Regions from separate parts of the Homo sapiens genome. Here region 2 is linked to region 1. Evidence: chromatin loops called from intact Hi-C (ENCODE). Cell type or tissue: PC-9. All regions are shown on one strand.

Evidence for each region. A loop is a pair of places that touch in the nucleus more often than their neighbours do. Peaks named below come from ENCODE experiments on the same cell type or tissue, not always from the same donor. Only the 100,000 strongest peaks of a DNase experiment are listed, where the experiment ranks them.
Region 2: a loop joins it to region 1, with 13 times the contacts of the local background. A loop is called at or near these places in 1 of 110 quality-filtered maps.

What each region holds. Positions count from the first base shown.
Region 1 is chr7:143,001,678-143,005,677 of GRCh38, forward strand. No RefSeq gene overlaps it. Among named protein-coding and RNA genes, the nearest start is that of OR9A2, 23 kb to the right of the region's middle. In PC-9, CTCF peaks have their summits at 607 (motif pointing left), 1,962 (motif pointing left) and 2,178; no DNase peak of the experiment used is centred here; H3K4me3 peaks cover 624 bases.
Region 2 is chr7:142,494,297-142,498,296 of GRCh38, forward strand. It overlaps TRB. Among named protein-coding and RNA genes, the nearest start is that of MIR11400, 22 kb to the left of the region's middle. In PC-9, CTCF peaks have their summits at 2,388 (motif pointing right), 2,591 and 3,832; a DNase peak (open chromatin) is centred at 2,635; H3K4me3 peaks cover 398 bases; H3K27ac peaks cover 1,853 bases.

The DNA of each region.
Region 1 (4,000 bases):
TTTTGTGTCTTTCAGGAGCATTTTTTTAAATGTCAATCTAGTTTAAATGTAAATCTTTACTTGTTAAGCTTATTCCTAATAATGTTATATTTCTTTGCTTTTGCTTTTGTAAATGAGGTTCTTTCCTTCCATTATATTTTCTAACTTAATGTGTTTTATATGTGAAGTCTTTTGACTCTCAATATAAATTTTGTGCCCAGCCACATTGGTTTTTTACTTTATTTTGTTGAGATTTCCAGATAAACAAATTATTTAAAATTCATGTTAATCTTTTTTTCTCCTCCTTTTTAACATCTTGGCCCTGCATTTTTTTTCTCTTGTCTAATTGCATAGGCTAACATGCCAGAAATTTTAATTAGTTTACATAGAGATGCAGTACATAAATTTAAATTGAAGATCTGTCATTACATAAGACAAAGGGTATGTGTGTTATTATTTATTTTAGATTGGTCCATCCTCTCACCAGGAGCTCAGGCAGCTGTTAAACTCTGGAAAGAGGGCCTAAAAAAGATAGGGGTATGGATAATGGAAGCCCTGCATAAATTCTAAGCAAAGTGGCAGAAAGCACTTTCTAACCCACCATCCTGCCTCGAGGGAGGGCAAAGACTGATGTTAATGTCTTTGCTGACCTCTTCTGGCAAATCTGAAGTTAGCCAGAAGATGGAAGATTTGATTGGTTATTTTTTTCACTTCGATTTCATATGATCACAAAGTCCCTGGGTTTGCCTGATTCGCCTGTTTGAAAAGATTTTTCAATATCCCAGAAGTTGTTTTTAAAGTCCACACTTTCTTTAACCTCTCAGTATTCTTCTTTTCTTCCTCCTCTTTTATAAAATATTCAAAGCTTTATCTCCCTTCCTTCTCTCACATTTTTGGCTGTTCAAATATCTCTTATCCACCATTATCTTCCCCAATTGACTTTATTTCTGAGCTCCAAATTCATGCAGTCCTTGGAAACAGGGCAAATAAATGGGAAGTCAGTTTGCATGTGAAAACTGATCAGCTTGGCTGGAACAGTTTCAGTGGACAGTGGCAAGGAGAATCCAACTTGCTGCGGATTAAAAAAAAATGCATGGGAAGTATGGAAATAATAACAGTGGGTATGTACTTGTATTTCAAAAGCTTTGCAGGAAAGGAGATATAAGATTGGATGGTAACGTAATGGTTAAACAAGGATAAGAAAAGGGCATTCGTTCATTCATTCACTCATTGTTTAGGGTGTGCAGTGGCCCTGCAAATGCCCCTCTCACATCTCTAACGACAGGGAGCATAGCTGACTGGCAGCCCTAGCTGCTATGCTCCAAAATCCTTCTCATGTCTTAGTTAGGTCATGCTTCCCACAGACTGCTCCTAGCTAATGACTGTGGCTGGCAGGGAGCCACTCAGGTAAGCAATGTAAACTCAAGAAGAACTCGGTGCACTTGTTGGACTTTGTTAGAGCTGCACTGCAATCGCAGACTCTTCCACTCAGTCTTCCCACCTTGACTCTCTCCTTCATAATGCTCACGCCCCCATCACTATCTGATGGCTCTCGCTGCCTTCCCAATGCCAGGCTTCTTCCTTCTTCTCCCTCTGTATTTTCCCAAAGAAATTGCTCAGACTTCTGATCCTGCTGGGTGTCTCCTTCTTGGAAGACTCAGCCTACCACAGAGTGGAATAGCCTGGAGCAGGTTTGTAGGGTAAGAGTAGAGGTGAGAAAAGAGTGCTTTACTTCCCATTTCTCAATTGCAGATTTCTTCCCAAATTTTCTAGTCTTTGTCTGTCTGCCAGACTGGTGTGCTGCTGTCTTGCTACACCTTCCCGTCTTTGCATTTTCCTGATGTGACCCTTTACCTTGTCCCAATTCTGAACTTTCTATCTAGCTTTCAACCTAGGTAGACCAAAGGCATCTGAGCAACATCGGTGTACTCCGAGGAAGGCAGCCATCTTCTCCTAGGGTTTTGTTTCGGCTGCTGAAATATTGCCCTCTTGTGGTTGCCTCTATAATGACATATGAAAATTAACATTTTCATATGTCATAGAATTTCAAGGCCACAAGAAATAGGCATTTAGTACCAAAATAATTTAAAGAAGTGCCAGACACAGATCTGTAAGACATTAAAAATGCCATGACAATCCATTGGCCTTTGTTTCACCAGCAACCCATGCTATAAAGAAAAAGAGTGTTTACTAGAGGGAGGAAATTCACGGGAGTAGAGTTTTATAGCTCCTTCTCCCACATGCCCTAGGCAAGGAAAGGCCGTCTCCAAGAGGCTTAGGTCCTTTACTTATCCTATAGAAGTTAGGTCTGTTTCTTAGCCACTTCCTGGTTGAACACAAAGTCCCAGAAGACCCACCCTGGTGCCCCTAGGGGAGTGACATGGTGAGAGAAACTCAGGAAGCAATGTAGCCAAACCCAGGTTCAGCTGCTCACTGCTCAAAAGCCCAGCATGAGACACGAATTGGTGGGAGGAAAAGCATGTTCATTCGGAGAGCCAGCAAACCGAGACGATGATGGAATTGCATCTTAAAGTACCATCTTAAGTCGGTACAAATTGTACCCTTTTTATGTTAATGCTGGAGGAGGAGGAGGGGGTTGGGATGGAGAGGTGACCAATGACCTCAGACATCCGGGCACCAGCGAGGGTCTGAGGAGGCGGGGAACTTTCTTGTCTTCGGTCAGGTCATGATGCTCCTATAAATCTTTAACAAAACTTCATGCAATTGTTTACATAAGTCTCCTTTAATCCCAGAGTTAGTTTTTAAAACTACATGATTGCCGTTTTTGCGTAATATCTCAGTGCTCTAAAATTATCCTAGCCTACATGCAGGCATGGGTAAAGGTCCCTGAAACAAAAATGGAGTTAGTTATGTTAGTTCTCTTGCTGTTTCACTGTTACAGCAATGAACACCTACCTTCAGAGTCTGAGAGAGCAAAGAGTCCTCTTGCCTTATTAGTGGGAAGTTATGATAGCAAGCTGGTATTCCTATCATTGATAGGGCAAAAGGGGCCACGTGGATGCCATGGGAATGATGAACCTTGGTGAAGGTTCCTGGCCCAAAAGTGGTACCTCCTCAAATGAGACCCCAGCACTGAGAGGCTGTAAGTTTAACAAGCACAGGAATTGAAGGGGATCACAAGGCAATGTGAAATGCAGGTGTTCCTACAAGGTATCTAAAGAATCCACAAATGCACCCAGTAAGAAAGATACCGTTTGGATGCTTGCCCCGCAAAAGGGCATCAGCAGCTAGGGATGGGACAAACAGCTCCAGGCAAGTGAAGAGACATCATCCCCTTCCCCTTGACCTCCTCTTCCCTGTCTTAATACCATAGGATCCAGGCAAAGATGGGGGATTGGAGTAGATGAGTAAGGAGGAGTGAAAAGAGCAAACCATTTCTGCTCTCCACCTGCAGGTCTCTAAATAGCCAGTCAGCTCTGATCAGTGGAAAAGAAGTTCTTTAAATTGGATTCAATATTGAAGTTCTAATATAGATTGAAAAGCACAGTTTAACACCTGATAATGGGTCTTCATGAACACTATGAAGGCATTTTTAAGCAAAGCAAGGAAAATTACAGGATCTGCCCTAAATGTGACAGGGGAAGGACAGGGAGATCTGATGGAGCCTGTTGGAGGCAAAGAGAGAGGGAAAAATAAGGTTTTGTCCTATTTCTATCCCATTGAATTTAGCACATTTAATAAATCGACTACACACACCTTAAAACGTCCTTACATAATACAGGATGAATGAAAAGGTTCTGCCAATGAAGTGAATTGAAGTATTGTCAGGGCCCTTTAAGGGAACCCTATATCTTATTCCTAGTTCATGTCACTCCTCTTTAGGGACAAGGATCTTCCAGTGCCTGGGGCTTCTCTAATTTTGTGGACGTCAAATTGTGTAACCCTTATAACCCTTACAGATTCCTGTATTCCCTAAGGCCACTCTTAAGGAGCTCATACAGGGAACAGACAGATTTCTTCTTCTCTTGATCTCAAAAAGCATTGCTCGTGATCGTTTTTG
Region 2 (4,000 bases), 510 kb before region 1:
TAACTCTTTGCTCTGTGATCTCGGCAGCTTCAGAGGACTCAGAAATCCTTTCTCTGCACAAACATCCCTTTGTCCATTCCAAGATTCAGGATCACACACTGATCCTATCATGAAAACAATGAGGTGTGCTATAGTTGCTGTGGCCTCATTTTTAGTGTGTTGAGCAGGAAGCATTGAAGAACTTTGAAAGCTTTGCTCTTGAGTCTAGGGATGTGCTGGAGCCAGCTTGAATGACTCAGAAGAACCAAATAGGCATACTACTCTTCCCAGCTCCCCTTTCAGTGAAGCCATGTTGGCTGCTTGAAGTCTGTCATGGTGGGTATGCTGGTACACCACAAATTGGGAAATGCTACCAGCCATGCCCCCACCTTCACAGACACCCAGTATAGCAGCATATCCCTGGGGTATTTTCTGATGTCCCTGTTATGCCATTTCTTGTGGGGCCAAAAGGGCTCAGAATTCACCTCCCCTCTACTCCTGCTCTGAGAAGCCATCATCTAAGTGGGCCTCAATTGTACCTATTTCTATTCGACCTCTAAATTCTCTTGCTCTGTAGCTCTGTGTCTCCTACAAGCATGCCAGTCTGGAACATGACAACTATTTTGAATGTAACTAAAGGTATCACTGAACCAGTTCATTATTTGCAAATTATCTTTCCTTGCATGGAATATTCAGATGCTGGAGTCATTGGGAACAGAGATGGCCAAGCAGCAACTCTGGGTTGTGAACCACATACAGCCCCGCTATTCTTCTATGTCACCGACAGACCCTGAAACAAGGACTATTTTGCTTTGGAGACTAAGCAGCTCCCCACCAGTCAGGAATGACTCTGCTTTTACTTTAGGCTGAGAGGTCAGAAGGATCATGCCCTCAGTATTCTCCTCTCCAAGACAGAGTGTGGCCACTCTCCATCTCAGTCCCTGGAAGTTGTCCAGAGTTCCCTGAGAATCCCTGCTCTGGGACAGAATCACCAAGGCTCATCCTCACCAGCTCCCAACAGGCTCCAGCAGGGCTTTCCTGCCAGGTGCAGGGCACAGGAATGGCTCTGCCTGTCTCTTAGTTAGAGGGAGGCCATGCAATGATGTTTGTATAAGAGGGACTGGGATTCTGGGTCTCCATTAAAGTATTTGATAACATTTTCTTTGTTTTTGTTTTATTTGGCCATCTCACCAATTAGGACAGCAATCCCTTTACAGTTATATTGTTCTTGGCACTTGGGAAGGTTTTTGTGGTTAAGTCACATTAAGAAATTGTGCCTTTTTTTCCTGTTCAGATATAACCCAAGGCAGTGAAAGAAACAACAATAATTTTGAAAGCAGTTACTTATGCATCCTATGATAAAGGTGTTAAGTTTCATTGCCCACATCTAACTTTCAGTCTAGTGGAAATGAAAAGTCACAGTTAGGGGGCATGTGAGCATGCCCTGAGAGAGGCCGATGCCAATTGAGAAGTCTGTGCCAATCCCCAATACTGTGAGATTGAAGGGGAGGGAGAGATGACCTCTCTTTCAGACCATGCTCAACAAGGAGGGAGAGGGATTTTCATCCATGGGAAGCTGAGGAGGAGCAAATCCCAGGGTCCTCTAACTCAGGGTGCGGGAACAAATCCTTGGAGAGGAAAATGGTCCAGTTCAGCTGTCACAGGAGACAGGAGAAAGCACAGTTATCTAATCCACAGTCCCCTGGCTGATTTGCTTCCTTATGATGCTATTTTGTACCAGCATGTCCTCATCTCCCGCTGCTCCTCTGCCTGTTTCAGAATCATCTCTTCCGTGTTTGGTGCTCAGATCAGTGGATGTGCATTGTACAAGCTGATCATTTCCTGTAGCAGCCCCTTTGCTAGTCTTAGCTATATCCATCCTTAGTTTCTACATTAGGTACTGCTCCCTCCACCATTGCTTATTGCCTTGTAAGAGGTTTCATTTTATATATTTCAATTTTACTTTTTATTAATAGACATTTGACTTCATCTTTTGCTGATCTATACTTTTGGGGTAACATTGTCATTTTAGGAGGATGTGTTTGTTTATCTTTAGTGATTCACATTAAATAATCTCTTTATACCTCAACGTCTGTGTTTTCTTACTATTTAAAACCAAATATTATTTTCTTTCATTCCTCTCCTTCTATTCCTCTTTCTTTAGATGGTAGTTTAAGGGAGAAAAAGTTAAACTATAACTGGAGATATTTGTTAAGAGTTTTTCAGAATGACGGTGGGATATTAAGATTTTGGTAACTGAAAGCAATAGTCAGGGTTAGAACTAGTGTTGGTATGATGATTTAGGGAAGCTGCTCATAACACCTGCGGGACGGCACTTGTGGAATATTCTGCCGGCTCACTCAGCAGACACTTCCCAGCGGAAGAAATAATGATGAAACTTCACTTATTGGCCACAAGATGGCACTATGGTCCACTGGGCTCTGGGGAGTCTGGGCGAGCAGTCTAGGAGGGAAAGGGTTAAGAAAAATTAGGGCTTGGATCCCATATTATGCAGATGTTGCAGCAGTTTTCAGTTATTGCTAGGCTACCTACAGCTATGCAAGAGGCGGGAAGTCCCTGTAATCTTTAGTGACATCTACAGTTGAAGAATTTTTGCCTTCGTATCAGGGGCGGGTGCAGAGGAGCAAATGCCTCAGAGGAACATTGGAAATTGTCTGACCAGGCAACAGCTTTAACCTGCTTGAGTGATCTGGGATTCTGCAAGTTCATAAGTCTTACTGATAACATCACCTTGGCTGAGATTCCATTGGACACCAAGTATGTGTTCTCTGGAGGGCAAAAAATATTGAGAAGTTCTAAAACACCTAAGTAAACAGACTACTGAAGGAAAATGTTAGTAGACACATCAAACTGTGCTGTTAGAGCTGAATATAATTGACTAGAAGAATTATCAAAAATAGACTATAAATAAGTCACTACTAAAGTATTTGTGGGCATAGAACAGTGTTTGAGTCTTCTCAGGGTAGATTAAGGAAGAAATTCAGCTATTATCCTCATGACCTTGGCTTGGATGAAAATGCATGGACTCCTCAATTTATTTTCTTGTAAAATGTTACAGAATAATATTGAGCAAACATTTTATTTTTCTCCAGCCTCTATCCCTCTTTAGCACTTACAGGTAGAGCAGACACCTAGACGCAAGGTTTTTTAGTTGGGATCCATTAACTGCAGGACTGGAGATCCACAGCTGGGCTTTACAGGGATTGCAAACCCCACATGCAGGGAACCCCGTGTGTCTGCGCTGTGCCCAACTCCCCTCTGTGAGGCTGCCAAAGGCGGAGGGCCGGGTGTCCCAGGACCCCACTCACAAAGAGGGGAGCAGGCTGCTTGCTGGGCAAAAAAATCACTTCACCAATTGGCCAATCTGTTGAAAGCCAAAAAGAAATGAAAGTCTCAATTGTGAGACTGATGAATGCCCAATTTCCCAAGTTATGAAACGGATAGCAGCTCATGGTTCTCAGAATGATTTCAACAGCATATGAAGATATTTTTAGAGAGCTTTTGTTTGTCTACAGCTTTCCTTGATATTGATCCTCACTTGTTTTTCAGCCCACTCATCACTTGAGCTTATTTTGTGGCCAAATTTCAATGTTGTCTATTTCAGTCACTGAGCACTTCTCACATTCTCCAAATCTTACACAGCTATGTGTGTTCCTGTCTTTTCTTCTTTTTGTGTGATTCATTTTTAAATTGGGCTGTGCAGAATACAAGCATACATTTGTAAATGACTCCCATCTTTTATGCAATTTAGCTGTTTAATTTTTAGTAATACTTTTTATTAAGGTATAATTAATAGAGAGTAAAACACAAATATTAATAGAAGGACATCCTGGTACATTTTGACAAATGCATACGCCAGTGCAATAGTAACTGAAATGATTATAAAAAAAATTTCCGTCACTCAAGAAAGTGTCATCATGCTCCTTTCTAATCAATTTCTATCCCAGGGATAAAAACTTTTCTATGTGTATCACTGTTGAGTAGCTTTGTCTATTCTTGA